Linked DNA regions of Homo sapiens: region 2 is linked to region 1. Evidence: chromatin loops called from intact Hi-C (ENCODE). Cell type or tissue: K562. All regions are shown on one strand. Links, peaks and the distances in the headings refer to the core of each region. The heading gives the core; the rest is flanking DNA. Region 1 holds the start of LOC101929408 (a long non-coding RNA gene). Region 2 overlaps CSPG4 (chondroitin sulfate proteoglycan 4).

Evidence for each region. Peaks named below come from ENCODE experiments on the same cell type or tissue, not always from the same donor. Only the 100,000 strongest peaks of a DNase experiment are listed, where the experiment ranks them.
Region 2: a loop joins it to region 1, with 8 times the contacts of the local background. A loop is called at or near these places in 2 of 110 quality-filtered maps.

Annotation. Positions count from the first base shown.
Region 1 is chr15:75,748,920-75,759,520 of GRCh38, forward strand. It overlaps LOC101929408 (a long non-coding RNA gene), which reads left to right and starts at 9,623. Exons shown (of 4, transcript XR_932487.3): 1 at 9,623-9,708. RefSeq lists an enhancer at 2,455-3,016. In K562, for the core only: a CTCF peak has its summit at 9,551; a DNase peak (open chromatin) is centred at 9,582; H3K4me3 peaks cover 1,131 bases.
Region 2 is chr15:75,689,245-75,700,305 of GRCh38, forward strand. CSPG4 (chondroitin sulfate proteoglycan 4) reads right to left here. Exons shown (of 10, transcript NM_001897.5): 2 at 3,826-3,989; 3 at 1-1,568. Among named protein-coding and RNA genes, the nearest start is that of CSPG4, 18 kb to the right of the region's middle. RefSeq lists enhancers at 3,617-4,367, 5,117-5,866, 5,350-5,499, 6,100-6,189, 8,116-8,865 and 1 more and silencers at 5,084-5,378, 10,901-10,990. In K562, for the core only: a CTCF peak has its summit at 5,573 (motif pointing right); DNase peaks (open chromatin) are centred at 5,377 and 5,527.

The DNA.
Region 1 (10,601 bases), core at 8,102-10,601:
GCGTGCACCTATGGTTTCAGCTACTTGGGAAGTGAGGCAGGAGGATTGCTTGAGCCTGGGAGGTCGAGGCTGCCATGAGCCATGATTGCAGGATTGCACCATTATACTACAGCCTGGGTGTCACGGCAAAACCCTGCCTGAAATAAATGAATAAAAGGAAACTTGTGGTTAGTGGTTCTCAGAGTGTGGTCCCTGAGCCAGCAGCATCAGCATCACCATCAGCTGAGAACTTGTTAGAAATGCAGATTCTCAGGCGCCGTCCCAGACCTCCTGAATCAGAACCTCTGAGGCGTGGGTTCAGCGACCTGTGGTTTAACACGCCCTCCCGGTGAGAATCGGTCTCATTCACTACAGATAGAAGGAAATGGTAAAAATCAATTCATCCGCATATCGCCTAAAATCCTCCTGTGGGCCCCAGGTTGCCACAGCACACTTTTGGGCAGGAGCCCCACTCACAGAGGCCGTGACAAGAATGCTCCTGCCCCTGGGGTTGTGCAGTGACAGCTCACACAGCTCCACGTGGCGGTTCTGAGTTTGGGAAGCGCTGATGTAGTCCTACTGCAGCCCTTCCTGCCCTTCACCGGACTGAGGAAATCCAGGCTCTGAGGAGGGCGAGACTTGCCCAAGGTCACCCAGCAACATGGTCAGTCTCCTTTCCCAGGGCCCTCACAATGCGTGGCCTGTTTAAAGCCTGCCTCTATTCACTGCTGAGTGAAAAATCCAGCTCCAAAGTAGAATATGGGGAAGGATACTATCTTGTGCAGCTTATGTTTATAGCTGCAGATACATGGGAAAACAAGTCAGAAAATACTGTTGAAGCAGTTATTTGGGGAGAGAAGGGGTTTGCTGGTTTTTTGTGTTTTTAACTTTTCTATATCTCATAATTTTTATCACAATAATGTTTAGTTACATAATCAAAATGTATTAAATATAATATTAAAAATCGACATGAAGCCTGATCTAGCCACGGTCTATTGTTGGCAGAGTCAGGAAGCCTTCCAGATAGAGCAGGCCCTGCACCTGCCCCAGGTCACACCCTTACCCCATGGTGGCCTCCACATCCATACCCATGAGCATCTCCTGTGGGTGCGGCCCTCCCCTGCATCCAGCCCTGGGCACCCCCAGCCCAGAGGGCACCTCATGGTCTGAGAGTCCACCTGTCTGTCTCTAAAGAGAGGAAAGCTCCTTGGGACATGTGTTCTGCTTGACGCATCACCCCTGGCCTGGTACAGAAAGGTGGACAGTGGGTATTTGGTGAATAAATGAATGAATGATTAGAACAAGTCCCCAAAATGGTGATTTCCTGAGGCCCTTCTCCAGCTTGCCTAGGTGGAACCAGTTCCACTTTTCACAGGAAAGCCAGGTGTCAGGAGTGGGGCAGGTATGTGTGAATGGCCAGGTTCTCGAAGGCTGGATGGATACAGGGCTTATGGCAGGTCTGGGGTTGGCAGTGCTGCTGTGGGAGCCTGTAGGAGGGCTCGTCTTTGGAATCCCCCAGGGTATCCTGGTGCCCTCAGCTGCTGCATGGTGTGAGAAGGCCTGGCTTGTGGGGATGCACAGGGTCTTGTTTGGATTGGCCACCTGGTCCAGCCCAGGGAGCTATGCTTCCTGCCCCTCAGGGAAAACTCACTTTTGATGTGTAACAACAGCTGCAGGCAAGGGGAGGTAGAGGTGTGCTGGGCCTCGGCCTTAGAAGCCAGAAGCCAGTTCATGCCCCTACGTGGGAAAAGGATGATATACGTGGGAAAGGGATGGGGCCTTGGCTAGCTCTAGGGTCCTGGGTTATGGTCAGAACCATATGGACTTATATGAGTCACTTATGGACTCAGTGACTTGGGCTGACCCAGCCCCTCCCTGAACCTCATCAGTGAAACCAGGACGGGGCCAGGGCTCTCGACGCCTCCCAGCTCCAACCTCTGGCTTTCTCCCAGGAGGGCAGGAGATCAGACAGAGGTAACCTGGGCTCCCCTGTTTACGTCAACCTCCTTGTGAAGCCTCCCTCTTTCTGCCTGTGAGGTGGGTGGGGCCAGAAGGAGAGGCATTCACCTGTGGGTCTCTGACTTCTCTGCCCAGGTGTGCCTGGAGAGCCTGGTCTATACCCGGTGCTTTGCTACACCCCACAGCCTGGCCAAAGCCTCCCTGCCTCCAGAGCAGCCCTGGCCCTGGGAAGAAGCTGGTCTCTGCATTGAATGACAGGTAGAAAATTAAAGTGGGGATGATAGCTCTGGAAAGGAGTCAAGGAGGAGGTGCCTTCCCAAGGACACAGAGGGTTTTTCCAGAATGGAACTTGACTGGTGTGGGCAAACATCAGGAGGTGGGAAGGGTGGCTCCCTCTGCGGGAGCTGGGGCAACTTGCCTGGGCCAAATGGTGGTAGGTTGTGGGTAGGGCAGGCAGAGCTGGGGTGCTCAGAGCCTGGGTTCTCTGTCCTTGCAGAGGACTGGAATTCAAAACAAGTGTCCCCTGCCCTGTGGCTGGGGGACATCCTCTACTTCCAAGCCCAGACATACACCAGCTGCCACAAGCCCCTGAGGCTCTTTAGAGGACCAATGGACAGCCACACCCACAATGGGCCAGCCTGCTGGGCCACCTGCACCCTGGTCAGAGCCCATGACTGAGGGGACTCTCTGGGGACAATGGGGGCAGTCCCATGCTGCCCTCTTACAGGTGGATCAGTCCCTGGGATCTGGTGTTGGGCTAGGGTGGGCTGAGGCTGTTCTCTGCCAGGGTGCCTGGTGGACAGCAGGTAGAGCAACTTGTCCTTGGCTTTCCTGGACCCCAGGACACAGCTGAACACTGCACTTTACCCTGGATGCCTTCGGATTCTCAGGGGACCCTGGGAAGGAAGAGGGGGATGCCCCAGCAGGAGGCCAGGGCCCTGGGCTATGCTTGCTCCCCCCAGTCCCTCCAGCAGGCACCTCCTCTCCACATCAACATCACCTGATTCCTGAAGGCCTGGGCTACTGACAAGAGCCCCAAAACCCTCACCAAGGCCTGTTCTTGTATCAGAGCAACTAGTATGAGTTCAGAGCTGAAGGGGCCGGAGAGAAAACTCAGGGCTCTCTAAGAGTTCTCAGCTCCCTACTGTGGTGGGCCCCGTAGAAGTCCCCCCAGAAATCTGCAGCTGCTGTAAGTCACTGGGAGGAAGCTACAGCAGACATGTGTTTCCCAGCCTGGTAGATGCAGAGGGGTGTCCGGGCCCCGAGTGGGAGGCCCAAACACAGCCTTGGATATGGCAGTGCAGGATTCTAGACAGCTCTGGGGCCCTGGGCAAGTCATTTAGCCTCTCAGAACCCCATTCCTGGTCATCATGGGGCTCTTGTGTGGATGTAAAGAACCCCCCTGGCCACTTATGTCCCATCAGTGGAAGCCTAGCATGGGTGGAGACCCCCGAGACTGAACTCAGTGGTGGGATCCAGCCTGCCCAGCTCTCCTATATAGAGCCCAGAGCCAGGAGGATGGGCTTCCTGGAGAAGCAGGCACTCCTGTGGGCTGGAGAGCATGAGCAGGGGTCCCCTTGGGGAGGTGGAAGAGGCTGCGGTCAGTGAAGGCCATAATGAGGCAGAGCTTGGGCAAAAAAGGCATGATGATCAGGGGATCTGAAACCCAACAGAGACTGGACTGAGGACACTGTGGCCACCTCCTCCAGGTGTCGCTCAGGAGGTGGAAGCTGAGCTAGGGCTGGGCCCTTGTCCTGAGTAACGCCTCACCAGTCTTGGAAGGTATACCCAAGGTGGCTTAATGTAAGGGTGCATCTGCGCACTCTTTTTGAGATGGGGTCTTCCTCTGTCATTCAGGCTGCAATTCAGTGGCACAATCATAGCTCACTGCAGCCTCAAACTCCTGGGCTCAAGTGATCCTCCCACCTCAGCCTCACAAAGTATTATAATTATAGGCCTGAGCTATGGAGCCTGGTTTAAAATCTTAATAAATATCTCCTCCTGGTCTGCTTCCCTGGCTGACACACATGCTGGCATCTTGCGCCTAGACAGACATGTCTCTGGACTTGGTTCCATTTGTTCTGTCGGGCTCCTCTCTCTCAATGACCGCACATTACAGTATGTGGCTATTCTTACACATTTCTGTATAGAACTGAGGGTTAGTATATTAACGTCAAAGTTCTACTGGTTTTTCGAGGCTGGGTGGAAAGTTTGGGTTAATTTAGGAGTGGGCATCTTGACAATATAGGCTTTTCTTCCAGGAACGGTGATTCTGGGACGCAGGTTTTGCACATTCTGGTTTATTGCTTGACTCGCTGCCACAGAGGGATGTCACTGCTCCACACGCCATGCCCAAGAGATGTCCCACCTTATCTTTCTAAATCAAGCTGAATGTTTTCAGCTGACAGGATATCACGAGTGCTGCGGGGACTCACTCCCCTCAACCCGAGATGAAGTGAGGCGGAGACTATGGAGCAGATCCGTGCTGAGTGCATTTGCCCTTCCTGACCTGCACTGCTGCTGGCTGGGGCTGTGTCTGAGCTGTCAGAGGGCATTGATTTGGGGATGGGGTGGGGGGCAGTGCTGGAGAGATGCCCCTCACCTTCCTCAGCTCCTCCTGTCCAGCCGACACTTGGCCACCAAGGCCCCTGACTTCCAGGCCCCAGTCACCACTAACAGGGTGCTGCATGGGAACAAAGTGTAGGCCCAGAACCTGGAGTTCAGGTCACTCCTCCTTCCAGTCGAAGCCTCTGCCCCTCCCAGGTGATTCCAGCCTCGTTCCTCCATGGGCCAAATATCCTAAACAAAGGCCTGGACAGGGGGTCTTTATCTGACTGCCCAGAAAACACACGCAGAAAGGCTCTGCATGCCCTCTGTGGCCTGCCAGGGGTAAGAGCCTGCCCGTCAAAATGCACAGTCCTGGTTCTTGCAGGGAGTTGAGGAGCAGAAGAAGAAACAAAGGTCCATCTCATTCTTTCAGCAGGAACCTAAACTTGGGAAAGCCAGACGCAGTACATTTCTTAATCCTGATACTTTTATAACTGGTTATAGCTGGGTCACATGCACAACTGTTTTCCAACATCTTTCAACAGGCCACATAACATCCTGTAACTTCTTTTTTTAAAATTTTTATTTCATAAGGCCAGGGGCAGTGGCTCATGTAATCTCAACACTTTCGGAGGCCGAGGCAGGAAGACTGCTTGAGGCCAGGAGTTCGAGACCAGCCTGGGCAACACAGCAAGACCCCGTATGCAACAGAGAAAAACCCTGTCTCAAAATTTTTTTAGAGTACAGTGGCTTGATCACAGCTCACCGTAGCCTCCAGCTCCCGGGCTCAAGCGATACTCCCATCTCAGCAGCTGGGACTATCAGAGCACACCCCCACATCTGGCTGATTTTTAAATTTTTGGTAGAGATGCGGTCTCACTATGTTGCCCAGGCTGGTCTTGAACTCCTGGCCTCAAGAGATATTCCCAATGCGACCTCACAATGCACTGGGGTTACAGGCATGAGCCACCATGCAGCCCCTGCAAAATCTAACTGTTCTTCAGGTGCTCCTTTTGGACCTCCTAGCTAGACTGCCATTGGCAAATGCCAGTTGATTATCCACCCACATTTATGTTAATGGATTTCCCATGTTTTATTTGTCTAGACCAGGCTTTCTCCACAGCAGCACTGTTGATGTTTAGGGCTGGACAGTTCTCTGTTCTGGAGCTGTTTGCGCCTCGCAGGATGTTTAGCAGCATCCCCAGCCTCCGCCTGCCACATGCCAGCAGCACTCCTCAGTGTGACAGCCAAAGTGATTTCAGATACTGTCAAATATCCCCAGGGCGGCAAAATCACCTCCAGTTGAGAACTGCTGACCTAAAACCCTCTGGAACAATGTTAGATCATGGTAACGATAGCGCATACTGCTCCTGACCTTAATGGGAATACCTCTAGCATCAAAGTATAGTAGTACCTGTATACTACTGTCTGGGCTGTTATTAGTACACTGTATTAGTCCATTCTCATGCTGCTATGAAGAAATACCCAAGACTGGGTAATTTATAAAGAAAAGAGGTTTAAATTGACTCACAGTTCTGCATGGCCGGGGAGGCCTCAGGAAACTTACAATTATGGCAGAAGACACCTCTTGCCAGGGCAGCAGGAGAGAGAAGGAGAGCCGAGCAAAGGGGAAAGCCTGCTATAAAACCATCAGATCTCGTGAGAACTCACTCACTATCACGAGAACAGCGCAGGAGAAACCACCCCCATGATTCAATTATCTCCACCTGGTCCCACCCTTGACATGTGGGGATTATTGCAATTCAAGGTGAGATTTGGATGGGGACACAGAGCTAAACCATATTATATCCTTTATATTAGCATACTGTATCAAAGTATACTTTTCTTTCTTTCTTTTTTTTTTAAATTTGAGACAGAGTCTCGGTCTGGCTCTGGCTGGAGTGCAGTGGCACGATCTCAGCTCATGGCAACTTCTGCCTCCCGGGTTCAAGCAATTCTTGTGCCTCAGCCTCCCAATTAGCTGGAACTACAGGTGTGTGCCACCACACCCAGCTAATTTTGATTTTTTTTGAGTATACATGGGGTTCGACATGTTGGCCAGGCTGGTGTCAAACTCCTGGCCTCAAGTGATACCACCACTTTGGCCTCCCAAAGTGCTGGGATTCCAGGCGTGAGCCACTGCACCCAGCCTGAAGTATAATTTTCACAATGCGAAAAGCTTGACTTTCATACAGATAATGAAGGAATATGTATAAGATATTTTAATTTACAAGGGAGTCAGCAACATGGTGAAGCTAGTTAGAGGAGCATTTTGAGAGACAGTGTCTATAGTGTTCCAGGAAGTGCATTCTGAAATGCATTCTGAGATAGAGACAAAACTTGTTAATATCCTGTAGGGAGGCCAGGCATGATAGCTCATGCCTGTAATCGCAGCACTTTGGGAGGCCGAGGTGGGTGGATCACCTGAGGTCAGGAGTTCAAGACCAGCCTGGCCAACATGGTGAAACCCTGTCTCTACTAAAAATACAAAAATTAGCCAGGCACAGTGGTGGGTGCTTATAGTCCCAGCTACTTGGGAGGCTGAGGCAGGAGAATCACTTGAACCTGGGAGGTAGAGGCTGCAGTGAGCTGACTCAAAAAAAAAATTGTATTGGGAAATAAAACTGTCATCCTTGGGAATTATCTTTTCCACTGCACAGAAATCTGTAAGTTAACATATATACATATTCTCCAGTATATTCATAACATATTCTCTAGTATATTTCCCTATATTTGTGGTTTTCAAAGCATAGTCTCAAATTGGAAGTATCAGCGTCACCTGGGAACATAGACATGCAATGCTCAGGCCCCACCTCAGTCCTATTGAGTTAGAAACTCTGGTGTGGGGCCCAGCAGCCCGTTTCACAAGCCCTGCAGGGGATTATGATGCACTCTAATGTATGAGAACCACGGCTCTAAATAGTCAAATCATCTTTAATTGTAAAACAAGTATCTGTGAAATAATGCTCCAGTATGACATTAAAATGCTCCAGCACGCCACCCACTTTATTTCTGAATTTAAATACTTTGTCTGTCTGATGTTAAATTTGCTGTTTTTTTCAAATACTCTTAAGACAGTTTTTCATCGGTTCTTAATTTTCTCTTTTTAAATAAAAAATGGTTTTCCAAATCTATCCATTTTTCTCTTCTTTAACCTATTGATAGGATGAAATAAAAGTTGAACCATTCTTACGTCTTTTTTTTTTTTTTTTGAGATGGAGTCTCACCCTGTTGCTCAAGCTGACTGAAATGCAGCGGTGCAATCTCAGCTCACTGCAGCCTCCACCTCCCGGGTTCAAGCGATTCTCGTGCCTCAGCCTCTCGAGTAGCTGGGATTACAGGCACCCACCACCATGCCCAGCTATTTTTTTTTTTTAAGTAGAGACGGGTTTTGCCATATTGGCCAGGCTGGTCTCCAACTCCTGACCTCAGGTGATCTGCCTGCCTTGGCCTCCCAAAGTGCTAGGATTACAGGCGTGAGCCACCGCACCCAGCCTTTTTTTTTTTTTTTTCTGTTTTCCTTTTTTTTTTTTTTTTTGAGATGGTCTCATTCTGTTGCTCAGGCTGGATGGAGTACAGAGGTACCATCATGGCTCACTGCAGCCTCCACATCCCATGCTCAAGAGATCCTCCCACCTCAGCCTCTTAGGTAGCTGGGACGACACTTGTGCACCAGCAGAAGCAGCTAATTTTTTGTAGAGACTGGGGTCTCCCTATGTTGCCCAAGCTGGTCTAGAACTCCTGGGCTCAAGTGATCCACTGGCCTTGGTCCCCCAAAGTGCTATGATTAAAGGTCTTATGTTCTTAAAATTTTTCTTTGACATGGTATAGGATAGTCTAGTAACTTAACATACTGTTGTTTTCAACAGGCTAGTGCTTATGATTTGTAAAAGAACTCTTCAGAAATGAGTTCAATTTTACCATGAATTGGGACATTTTCCATTTCTTTCTATTCCATAGAGCAGTTTACTTGTCATGAGCTCTGTCTTTTGAAAACCTGAAAGCCTGCAATAAAACCAGCTGCACCTGGTGCATGGGATAGGCATGGAATTGAGGAGAGAGCTCAAACTACGGTCAGCCCTCTGTATCCTCGGGTTCTGGATCCTTGGATTTGACCAACTGTGCATCAAAAATATTTGGAAAAAGTAAAATAAAAAAACAAATTTAAAAATACTTCATACAGCTATTTACAAAGCATTTACGTTGTATTAAGTATTATAGTAATCTAGAGGTGATTTAAAGTCTACGGAAGGATGTGCATAGGTTATATGCAAATACTATGCCATATTATATCAGAGCATCTGTGAATTTTGGTATCTCTGGGGTCCTGGAACCAATATCCTGAGGTTTCTAAGGGACAACTGTATTCAATTTCTTCTCTGGTTATTAGTCTATTCTCTAATGTATTTTTGTTGTTGTTTTGTCTTTTTGTTTTTGCCTCTTCAAGTCAATGTCGGAAACTTAGTTGTTTTAGACAACCCATTAGCTCAGAGCTACCAGTAAGCAGACTACCACTGCAATCTAAGCAACGGATTTTTTCCCCCATCAGACTGGCAAAAAATAAGCATCTATTGATGTTGAAATTGTAGGGAGTTTTCCTGAGCATGTTAATTATGACAGCCCTTTTTGCTAGGCACCTACACAATTCATCAAAATGAAATAAAACACCCATGCACTTGAAGAAGTTATCTGGTTATTTCCTTATCTGGGTGCTGGTTATGTGAGGTCTACAGTTAATGAACACTTATTAAGCTTTATATTTCTAATAGGTACAATTTTCTGCATGTGTAGTAGATTTCAATAGTTTTTAAAATGTCTTTTGCCGCAGCCCGCAGCTGTGTATAATGCTATTCGCTTAACAGTGGAAAACATGGCAATGACCTGAATCCCCCTGGCTCCCGGGATCCTACCCCCTTAAGTTAAACAAATGAAATAACTTCCACTGTCTTTCCTAATGTCTTAATTCGGTCCTCAGTTAAACTGGCGGTGGGCGCTGCTTTTTTTCCAGGGAAGGATTCTGGAAGACATAGGAGGAGACGCCAGCATTTCGCCCTCCAGCACCTCCTGCGGGCTGTGGTCCGCTTCCGGCCTCACTCGAGCAGACCCCGCCCTCCCAGAGGCCGTTTGTCCAAGTCACGTGATCGTCGAATCTGTTGACCTGGCGCCACCGGAAAAAGAAATTCCCGGGCCCTGGCTTCTTGGCCTGATGGTGAGGCACCAGAGGTGAAGCGAGGCATGGGCTGCTGGAGCGGGAATGAGGGGGCGACAGTGGCTCCGGAAACGGGGGGAGGGTGTCTTCACTGGCCTCTCCGCAAACACAGTGTGTGCGGGTGTGAGGGCTGCAGGTCTGGTAGAGAAGAGTCCACCGCCATCCCGCTCCTGAGACGGGGGCAGGAGTGGGGGGCAGGAGTGGGGGGGCGGGTAAGACAGAGCAGGCCGGCCGGCTTGTGGAGGGCGAGGCAGGCAGATCCCTTGAGCTCAGGAGTTTGAGACCAGACTGGGCAACATGGCAAAACCCCATCTCTACTAAAAATACAAAAAATTAGCTGGGCATGGTGGCACATGCCTGTAGTCCCAGGTAGTTAGGAGGCTAGGGTGGGAGCACTGCTTGAGCCCAGGAAGTAGAGGCTGCAGTGAGCCGAGATCATGATGTCACTGCACTCCAGCCTGGGCAACAGAGTGGGACCCTGTCTCAAAAAATAAAAATAAAGTGGAAGCATCAGTATGCATGATTGAAGTCATGCTTTCCATCTATTTTTTTCCACCTTCCCTTTTTTCTGTCTAAAACATTGTATCTTAAGCTTTTGCCTATGTTATCAAGTACTCATAAGCATTATTTGAATGGTTGTATCATAATCCATTATCTGGACTCATTGTCATTTATCCATCTGCAGTTGCTGGAGATACTGCCCTTTCTGCCACACTCAGTCACCCTTCTGACCTTGCACTGTGTCCAGTTATCTACTAATACCCATACTGGTCATTTAGGACTTAAGAATAGTTATCATAGTTTTTAACATTCCAAAAAGAATGTGTCTTCCTAAAAATAGAATGGCTTGGTGGTTATACTTTTAAAGCAAAATAGACAAAGCCATGTTGAAATTAATGTTTTATTT
Region 2 (11,061 bases), core at 4,396-6,895, 63 kb before region 1:
TCTCGGCGCTCCACGGGGAGGCCAGAGGAGGTGCCAAGGACCTGGAAGGTGAGGCCCTCACAGGCAGAGTCCGGGTCATAGGCCTGGAAAACCTCAGGCCCCAGCGGCTTCTGCGTGTGTTCCAGGATCACCATGAGGCTGCCATGTGGGAAGATGATGTGGGGTGGGTCATTGACAGGGTTGACCTGGATGGGCAGGAGGTATGTTTGGCCCCTCCGAAGGCATGAGGGCATGGGCACCCGAGCCGTCACCGACACCTCCAGCACCAGCTGGTCGGAGGTGTCCTCAGAGCCATCGTGGATGAAGCGGGCCTTGCGGTTCACCACGTCCAGGAGGGTGAACATTTTTCGTGCCTGGGCTCCCGGGATGTCCAGCTCGAGCTCGCCATGGCGTGCCCCTCGGGTCACGCTGAACAGCACCTGGGATTTGCGCAGCTCAGCCTCCATCAGGTCCAGCGTGGGCTGCACATGCCTCCACTCAAGCCAGGCTGTGCCCCCCTCGGCCACCACCAGTGGGCTGATAGTCAGCAGCTGGGTGAAATTGGCAAAGACAGGAGGCAGCCCTGGCTCAGGCACGCATGGCTCAGGCAGCTCCATGGCTGGCCAAGCCTCAGGGGCCAGGGTGGAGAAAGCTTCATAATGTCCATAGGCATCGTCCTCATACTCCTCCTCCTCCAGCCTGCAGCCGGCTGCCATGTTGCGCGTCAGCAAAGCTTCCCGCAGCCCCCGCCTCTGGCCATTGACACTGAGGTCTTCCATGCAGCCCAGCAGGGAGGCATTGGTGGCCTCTGGTGTCAGGCCCAGGCGGTGTTCCTGGAGGTGACGAGAGGCCTCTGCATCCAGCCCCCCGAGAAGGAGACTGCCCCGTGGCTCCAGGTAGCTGAGGACTCCTCGGTTCGAAGTATGCGTAGGGTACTGGTCCACGGAGATTTCCAGCCGGTGAGCATTGATGTGGACACTGACCTCATGGGGCTGCCCATCGGCCACAGGCACACTGTTGTGGAGCAATACGGTACCCTGGCCCTTCTCCACCACGGCCCGCAGGTGGCCCTCAAATATGTCCACATAGATGAAGTCCCCACGCCGGCCCCCTGCCTGGAAGGCCAAGGGTGCCTGCCGGCTCTGTGTGGTGAGTGTAAACTCTAGGGTTCCTTCGTCCTGAGTGCCCCAGGCAGGGAAGGCAGCCAGAGAGTGGGGCCCAGAGAAGCCCAGGGCCACATCATCACTGGCAGAAAACTCTTCAGCACAGCCCTCATGCACATCGGGGGTCAGAGGCCGGAGGAGGCTGCGGCCATTGAGGGTGGCTGCATGGAGGCAACCCCTCAGGGGTCGGCTGGTTCCCCTCAGGTAGGGCAGGCCAAGGGTCCCAGTGCCCCCAACAAAGAGCCCATAGGGGACCTCTAGGGGGGCTCCTGGGACTGCTGAGGAGGCGTTCAGAAACCCATCGACTGACAACGTGGCCCAGCCCTCTACGACAGTCAGCACCACAGTGTGGGGGATGGAGTCACTCAGCAGCGTCTCTGCTGGAGTCTGCAGCCTCAGCTCCTCCTGGCCCAGAACAAGTCTGACCTGAAGAGAGATGGGGAGTGGGAGATAGTGGACAGCACTTTGGATCCATCATTTCCCTTATAAAAGCATAGAGCCGGGCGTGATTGCAGTGGTGGCTCATGCCTGTAATCCTAGCACTTTGGGAGGCCAAGGCAGGCGGATCACCTGAGGTTAGGAGTTTGAGACCAGCCTGGCCAACATGGAGAAACCCTGTCTCTACTAAAAACACAAAATTAGCTGGGCATGGTGGCGCATGCCTGTAATCCCAGCTACTTTGGAGGCTGTGGCAGGAGAATTGCTTGAACTCGGGAGGTGGAGGTTGCAGTGAGCTGAGATCATGCCATTGCACTCCAGCCTGGGCAGCAAGAGCGAAACTCTGTCTCAAAAAACAAACAAAAAAAAAGCATAGTGAGTTCCCCACACTTGGGGCCCCAGAGTGGAAAACCTAGGACAAGAGCCTCTGGTGCCACTCCTCTTGCCGTCCTGCCATCTCTTTATTCATCCTCCAAACACTCACCAAAGGAAACTCTGGGCCAGGGCTGGATGGGCTCTGGGGACCCTGATATGAATCAGATGTGGTCCTCGCCCACAAGGAACTGACATACAGCAAGATGCTCTCCTAGAAATCCAACCTGTGTTTTTAAATTCTTCCCCTCTTTCCTTGAGTGAGAGGTGCCAGAAATATTGTCTTGGAATCTGGATTTCAACTTTGGAATAATGGGTAACTGGGAATCCCTTGATCAGTCCCCTTCAACAGAGCAAAGTTTCTTGGGGTCATTGAAGGCAGCCAGGCTCACTGTTCAGGAATAGGCTAATTTTTAAATTAAAATTTAAATACTCTGTGTTCTGAAAAAAAGCTCCCTGACCTGGGGTGGAAGGAGATCTTGGGGAGAGATGAAGGACATAGTTCTGTCTCCATGACATTGACAGCAGAAATGGCTCTGGTACGGTGCTCCCAGATGGTAGAATGGGAGGTGGCAGAGTATGGTAACTGCAGAACCAGGGCACTAAGAACTATAATTTTGGAGTCCTGGTATGGAGCATCTCTGTAGGGGTGTGGCATCATTGTACCTACAGAACTGGACAGCCATCAGCACCAGCCTGCACCACGCTGGTGTTTAACAGTGAAAGCAGCAGACTGACCAAGCCCTAGTCCTCTCCCCATGGGGTGTGGAAGGAGATGGCTGCCCCAAATTTGTTTTTTTTTGAGACGGAGTTTGGTTCTTGTTGCCCAGGCTGAAGTGCAATGGTGCGGTCTCGGCTCACTGCAACCTCCTTCTCCTGGGTTCAAGTGATTCTCTTGCCTCAGCCTCCTGAGTAGCTGGGATTACAGGCATGTGTCACCATGCCCGGCTAATTTTTTTGTATTTTTATTAGAGACACGGTTTCACCATGTTGGCCAGGCTGGTCTCGAACTCCTGACCTCAGGTGATCCACCCGCCTCAGCCTCCCAAAGTGCTGGGATTACAGGCATGAGCCACCGCGTCCGGTTATTTTTTTCTTTTAAAAATAGAGATGGGGACTCATTGTGTGGCTTAGGCCAGACTTGAACTCCTAGGCTCGAGTGATCTTCTCACCTTGGCCTCCCAAAGTGGTGGGATTATAGGCATGAGCCACTGCACCCAGCCTGGCACAAATTCGGAATAAGACCCTGGGTTCTTAAACTCTTCATGGTTTAGGGGAAGACTCAAAAAAGCCACAAGACTCCTTGCTAACAAAGCTTGTGGTGTCTTGAAGGATGAAATGGAAAAATGAGGAAGCTGAGGCAGTACTGGTGCTGTTACTGTCGTGGACAGACCATGGTGCTGCAGAGAAATTGGTGCAGTGCCACCGGGATGCACAGGGGTCATGGGGGCTCAGGAGGGGGCCTAGCCCAGGAGGAGGGGATGCCCACACTGAGACTTCAAGGAGAGGCTGGAGTTAGGCATGTGCAGGGAACGGGAGAGGCGCACACCTGGCAGAAGGAGTGTGCATCAAGAGCCTGGCAGCAAGCGACTGTAAGATGGCCAGGAACTGAAAGCAGTTCAGGGCTGTCAGAGCACAAAGGGCCAGCGAGGGGTTGTGGCGGGAAACATGGTTGGAGGGAGCCAGTGGGCAGAGCCAGTTCATGAAGGATTTACCATTTCTGGGCTGCTGCTGCCCATCCCACAGTGGAGAACTTAAGACCCCAAGATAAAAGTGACTTACACAAGGTCACACAGCCAGCTGGGGTTCACTCAAAGCTAGAGAAGGAATCCCACCCCGAATCCCGCCCAGATCTCAGGGGGACGTCACTCACCTGCAGGCGTCCAGAGTAGAGCTGCAGCAGGAGGTGGTCAGCTGGGCCTGCTGCCAGGAGAAGGAGGGCTTCGGGCTGGGACGTGGAGAACTGCAGCTGCAGGTCTATGTCGGTCAGAGCCGTGGCCACAGGCACCTCCAGGTGGTTCTCACCGAAGAAGGAAGCTGTGTGAGAGAGGGAGCTGTGGTCAAGGCTCAGACTCTTGCCTGGAGGAGGCGAGGTGCCGCAAAGAGGGACGGGTGGGTTGCAGAAAGGGGTCCGTGCTGGCGCACCCTCATGGTTCTGCTGTATGGTGCTGCCTCTGAGCACTGCCCGGGTCCCAGCATCTTCTTGGTCCTGGCACCAGAAGGCACAGGCTCACCTTGTGTCCAGCCCAGATCTTGTATTTACAGGAGGTCAGACCCAGAAATTCCCAGCAACTCAGGTCTCCTCCTTGGAGGTTCCTGGAGCCAGAGGCCTCCGCCAGCTCTGACTCGCCTCCCCTGGGCCCCAGAGGAGTCTCCCTCGTGGGTCTGGCTCCTGGACCCAGCCCAAAGGGAACCGCAACTGGCCTGACCATCTGGCTTGGTGGTCACAGCCCCAAGGAATGGAGTTTCTGGAGAATCACCCCCAGTCCAGACTGATCCCTGCTCAGATTCCTTCTCCTAAGTGCCCTTGTGCTTGGGCTCCTGTGCAGCGCCTGCTGTGCCATGCCCCGCCTCCATGGGTTGGCTGAGGCCACGACTGGGATCTGGGGGTGGTGTCAGCATGGCCCACCTATCCCCGCTTCTCTCTCAGGCCATTCTTCCAGCTGCCATTGAGCGTCGGGGCAGGAGCTTATTGGCCTGAGTCTGCCAAGGAGCAAAGGCTCTGAGGCCAGATGGGGACCATGTGCAGTGTCAAACCAAAGTGGGCCCACACTTCCTCCATTACCCTTGCTATTGCTTCCTGCTGGAGAGCTATTCACAGTCCCCGATGAGCAGTCAGATCCGGCCCCATTGTTTCCACCGTGGCCAAGGAACCAGGGATGAGAACAGCTGAGTTCCTAACTTCCCCAGGCCACCACGCAGGCTGAGGCTGAAGACAGGGCTTGGGAGGGGCTGAGGGTCTGCTGGGCAGGCCAAAGAGGGCCTCCCCAGGCAGAAGGCCATGTCTGGGCTTGCCTGGGGTTAGTGGTTCCTATGCAGGGCCCGTTCTGTCCCATACTGGGACTCCTCCTCTTTTGAATTGCTGCTTCCTCCAGTCAGTTTCCCCAGATTAGCCTCCCTGACTTCCAACCCGCTGCCACAATTTCTGGTCCATGCCTTTTGTGGTGATAAGAGCCAAATATAACTTTGACTTTGCCTGCAGATGTCCAGGGCTGGGGGGTAGAGAAACACGGGTTAAAAACGGTGATTCATTCCTGTTGGGCTTCCCTCAAACCCGAGAGCGAGCACAGGCTGACGGCCTTGATAGGGATAATCCGGCACCAGCCCCATGTGCTGGTCCCTGGCCAGCCTGAGCCAGCTGCCATCCGCCTGAGTAAGCAGCTTCAGCCGTTGGAGGAGTCGGAGACTTGTACACCCTAAGGGCAGCCAGCCCCACTGGGAGGGATGTCCAAGAAAGATCCCGTAAGAACCCCTTGGGCTGAGTTAAATCCCCTCTAGTTATCTCCTCCTGCCAGCACTGCTGGCAATACCAGCACCTTGTCTGGGAAGCTACGGGAATCAAGGGAGCCCTGCAGACCATCTGCGCGGGGGCGGCCCAGCTGGTTCAGCAGAGCTTGGCGCCAGCAAGGGACAGACCAGGGAACTGCAGGTGGCGGCCACCTACCGGGGTGCCTTATCTGCAAAGACATTGATTCCTAAGAGCAAAACACAGCACACTAAAGTGAGGGAGGCCATAGCACAAGGGGTGGGGGCACATGGCCCTGCAGGATAGAGCCACCACCGTCACCTGCTGGAGCGGCTGACAGCAGCTGCCAGGAGTCTACTGTTGAATTTTCAGGAATTTTGAGAGCCAGGTGATACTGCCCACAGTGAGAACATTTATACCAGGAAAAGAGGCAAATACTGCAAATCAGGGTTCCCCCTCCCCAAGAAAGCCCATTGCTAAACATTTACCTATCCAGCACCCACAGAGAAGGGGGCACATGTCCCTGCCCCTACCCACCCTTGCACTAAAGGTATATGTAGACCCGCCAAGTCATGGTCAACATCAGGGCTCTGGGCCAGGCAGGAACTGAACTAGATGGTTGGCCCTAACCACTGAACCACCTGCCTGCAGCCCCCTCCCAGCAGAGGAGAGTAGAGCCTGTTTGGCCAGAGTGGGAGGGTGGCAGGAAGTAGAGGTACTTTCCAGAGCGCTGGGGTCTGAATGGGTCCATTGAGGGGCTGGGCCCTGCTGCTTCCTGTGGGGCTGAGCGGGAGGGGCTCACACAGGCTGTCTTGTGCTGCTGGAGCGCGTGGCCAGGCAGCCCCCCACCCCAACAGAGGCCTCTGAGGCCTTGCTGGCCAGGGCTCTGGAAACTCTGACAGCGCCACTCCCTCCACCTCCTGGTCTCCTTTTTTCTGCCCCTCTTACACTCTCTGAGGGGCTTCAGTTGCAAGAACTCAGAATCCCTGTCTTGGAGGTGGTGGGGGGGCAGTTGAAGAGGGGCTTCAAATGGAGAGGGTGTGCAGAATTAAGATGTAATAAGCTAGGAGTCAATCCAGAGGACTTCCTGGAGGAGGTCACGGTGGTGTACAGACACAGAGAGGGAGGAATAGGCAGTCTCAGAGGACAGCAGCAAGGCCGAGTGAGACTGGCAGGAAGTACACAGGTCCCCTTTGGGTGGGGCTAGGAGGGTTTCTGCTCCATCACCCGCTAAAGCCTCTGGCTAACTTGAAGGAAGAGAAGTAGAGGGAAAAGTAGAATGGGTCAAGCTAGGCTCGGCTGCGTGACTGGGGCGGGGGGATGGAGGAGGTTGTGGGGAGACATTGGCACAGGCTGGATCAGACCTGCCGTTGATTCTCCTGGGTCAAGAGGACCCATGATTCATCAAAACAGCAGACCAAACCTGTAGCAGCCCCATGGGCTGCCCTCTGAGCCAGGAGAAGGGGCCCACTTCAGGCCTCAGTGTCACCATTCTGTAAAATGGGCACAGTCCCTCCCACCCCTTCCCCCTCCTGACTGTGGGGATTAGTCCTGGGGGTCTCTCCCTGATCTAGGAGTTTGCTGTCCATATGGATGTGGGGAAGGTTAATGGCATGGGGTGCCTGGAGGTGCCAAGCCTTGGGCATGAGAGGAGCAGGATGCCCCACAGGTCTGGGGGCCCGTGGGAGGGGCAGGAAGAGTGCTGCGTGTATGGGTTTCTCTCTCTGGAAGGCGCGTCAGTGGGCGTCCAGGGCTGTATATTAATAGATGTGTATTTGTGTGTGCGCAAGCATGTGGGTGGCTGCTGGGGGTGTGCTTTGGGTTTGCGTAAGGCTGTGTGTTTGTGTGTGTGTGCGCGTGTGTGGGCCGGGAGCTGCCAGGACAGAGCAATGATTGTGCCCGGGCCTGTCCTGCCCTTCGGTGCCCGCCTGCCATTACTTGGCTGGGCCTGGCTCCATGAAAGGGGCTGTGTGTTCTTGGAGGGTTCCTGCCCCTCCTGCTCAGCGCCCATAGAGAGGTTTGCTAAAGGTGGGTACATCCTCAGGCTTCCCACCCTTCCTCCCCATAAACAGGGCACTGCTGTCTGGGCCTGAGGGTGGGGTGGCTCCATCCTTCTTCCTGAGATCTAGGCCTGGGGGCACAGAAAAAGCCTGTTTCCTTCCCTGCCAAGTCCCTTCTCAGGGGCTAGAGGAAACCTCGGTCAAGGTCCCCAGCAAGCCCCCTCTGTCAGGGCAAGGGCTGCGCTGGCATCTCCGGGCTCCCCGGAGGCACTACTAGGAGGAGTGTGGATGGGCCCCTGAGGCTTCCAGCCTGACACCCAGCCCTCTGTCTGACACCAGGCTCCGGGGACAAGGAGTCGCTGTGAGGGGAACATCTCTGCCCATCAGGCCCGCCTCCCCCGGCCAGGGCCCCACCTTCCCCAGCCAGGCCAGGGCCGGGTCTCAGGCACAGATGCCTCTTCCAGGCTGAGGGCTGCTGTGGGCTCTGTTCCTTCTGAGTCCTCAGAAGGCTGCCTGTGTCCCTGTATCTGCCCCATCTCTCCTTCGCCTCCGGCCATCCCTGCTGCCAGGCTCTGCCTCTGCTCCCCCTGGTCTCCCCCTAGCTCTTTGGCTCCCTCTTCCCTCTGCCCCATCCTGGCTGTCCCTGGGCACATCACCCTTTGCTCTAGGACAGTCTGGAGGGCCCCGGCCTGGGGCCCCACCCTCCATGGGTGCTGAGTCCCACAGCATCAGCATTCTCTGTAGCTCAAGCCTGCTGCAGGGCACTCAGCTTCCACCTTCCAGACAGACAAACTGAGGCTCCAGAGGAGAAGCGATTTGACGAAGAGAAGCAGAAAGAGATCCAGCAGGTCCCAGCACCACCCGTGTGAGCCCTACCCACCCAGGCACCCCCACTGTACCCCACTCTCTGGCAATGGATCCCTGTGTGCCCCACTCCCGCCATGTTCCTGGTTGCCTGGGGGCAGCCCCACAGCCAGGCTGCGTCATGGGAGCAGCAGCATTCCTGGGTGTCTGCTGCTGCCTGACTTTATAAGGGAGAAATTCTGGGAGCCCGGAGCTGCTGGCCCGTGGGGAGTGCCTGGGCCCGTAGTTGAGGGTGAGGGCAGGAGACCTGGACATCTGTATGTGGGGGAGGGACACCCAGTGCCACAGAGACAGAGCAGGAGGTGAGAGGTGGAATGCGTAATAGAGACCCATTCATTCATTCACTCAATCACAAATACAGCAATACAGTGATGGGAATGGAAGAAGACAGCTAACATGGGAGAAAGTTATTAAAACTGAGAAGGAGAAATCAAGATGCCCTCCTCCATAAAGACTGGATTCACATACAGACCAAGGCCTGAGGAAGGAGACGGAGGAGGAAAACTCGAGGGAGACAGAGAAGGCGGGATGTTGGCAGCAAGCCTGCTGCTGTGCACAGGAGTGAGGAGGGGATGCCCAGCCAGCCTGCTGGGGAGGGAGGGCCCTGCTCCAAGACGAAGCCAGACTTCTCCATCACCGCCCCTCGGGGTTTGGCACCACGGCGGGAGATCCTGGCTCCAGGTCTGGGCAGGCAGGGGTGAGGGAGTCTGAGGGGGCTGTGGGATGGGGTATTCTGGGAGGGCCAAGGCCGGGATGAAGGGCTCTCTGTCTCCCCTCATAGGTGTGTATGTGGTGGGGCGGGGGGTGGTCGTGGCCCACCTGGGGGCTGAATGCCGGCTCTGTGAGAGCATGGACGGGCCAGGTGTGCTTCCCCAGCAGCGGACCCTCCCTGAGGTCACCTGGCCCTCTAGACCTCAGGTCAGTTCCCCTCCCCTCCCCTTGCACCTCCAAGGGACTCCCCGATTTTACTTCCGCCACCAATCTACTTCCAACCAAGCAGGCAGGGCATGGGTGAGTGTGTGCAGGAATGTGGGTCAGTGTCACATGTACACACGTGTGTGGCGGCAAGGCAGGCGAGGAAGGGGTGCGCTGGGTCCCTGGTCTGGCCCCACTGTGGGCCCTGGATACCGAGACATAACTGGGGGTCCCCTCCCCAGCACATTGGTCTCCCTGGGCTCCTCAGGCAAGGGAGAAGCTGTCTGGTGTGCCTACTCAGGGGTGAGCCCCTCTCAAACCTCCTCCCAGCAGACTCCCCAAGGCTCAGCCACCCACACTGAGCTATCACCTTCACCCAACCCTGTTACTCTGAGGGTAACAAGGGGGTAGGTTACAGGGGAGACTTAAGGTCAGACTAAGGGGAGCGACCTGCCCAGTGATGACACTGGGGTCACCAGGGCCCAGGCCTAGAAGGCTCATCACTGGCCAGGGTGGGCTGCCTGGGAGACGCTCACACACCTGCAGACCCCTCAGGGCTCACTGCTCTTTAGCAACTCTTCCTGGCTGCTTCCAGACTGGGATTCCACCACCCAGGGCCATCCCCGCGGCCCAAGGACTGCCTGCTCCTCTCCTGTCCCGTGAGCTACCGAAATGCGGACAACAGTAGGTTAGTTCCAAATCCCATGGAGCTTACAACAGCAGCCATCATCTCAGGAGACACTGCTTTATCCCAGTGGGGTGCTGGAGTGCTAGGCACCTGCTCAGGTGACTGCCTCCACGTCTAAATGCTGCAGAGACCTCTGTCGGGGTCAGGGCAGCACCAAAAACTCTTGAGCCAAGAGACACACACTCAGGTCAGCTGACCTTCTGTTTAGTTGCCTTTCTGGTCCCTTGCAAGGCCAAGGGGGCCAGGGAGGAAAACAGTTTCCTCAGCTATTGGCTGGGCCCTGACCCTGGTCACTGGCCTCAGCTACCATCCTCTAACCAAGCGCTTTGAGTCACCCACGTAGAGGGGCATGTGCTGGGGAACATTTCCAGTTGAGGGAACCCGTCTGGAAGATGAGTGGAAGCAGGGGCAGGTGGGGTGGGAGAAGCTGAGCTTGGTCCACAGAGGCTGATAGGGGCTGCACCCTGGGCTCCCAGCCACATGTCCCAACCCTGGGGCCTTGTGGAGCACAGAGGAAGCAGGAGGGGAAATGAGAGGTTTTGAGGGAAGAAGCAGCCCAGAGTCCACCCAGGCGGGAGGGCTGGGCCGGGGGAGGAGGAAGCGGGGCCTCAATGGTGTCTTTGTGGAAGTCTTGCTGCTCCCCAGGCCTCAGGCGAGGAGGGTGGGGTGGCTGCGGTGGGGAGCGGTTCCAAGAGGCTTTTCCCTGCCTTATAATCTTCCCTCTTGGACAGGGAGATGGGTGGGTTTCCAGGCTCCATCCGTACCCTCCTTTCCCCCACTTTCCTGGCCCTAGAGGACCTGGGACCCTCACCTCAGTGGACCCAGGCTGGGGTAGGGTTTCTGGCAGGGAAGAGAAGAGTGAAGGACCCTCACTTGGCACTGGGCCTGCACAGCCCCCCAGCCCTAGCAGGGCTCCTGGGAGGCATCTCCCATGTTACAGGTGAGGAAACTGAGGCTCAGAGAGGGCAGTCCTCCGTGCTAGCCTGTGGAGCAGCGGCAGGGCTGGGACTTAAGCTCCTGTGGGTGTGGCTCCAGAGCTAGGGGCTGTGGGTGTCAGCAGGGCACATGCACCGTGTGTGCACCCAGAGAGGCGTGGTGGGTTTGCTTGCTGCCTGTGAATCGGAAGTGGAGCATCTGCCAATGGCCCCAGTGGGAGGAGGGTGTGAGAGCTGGACC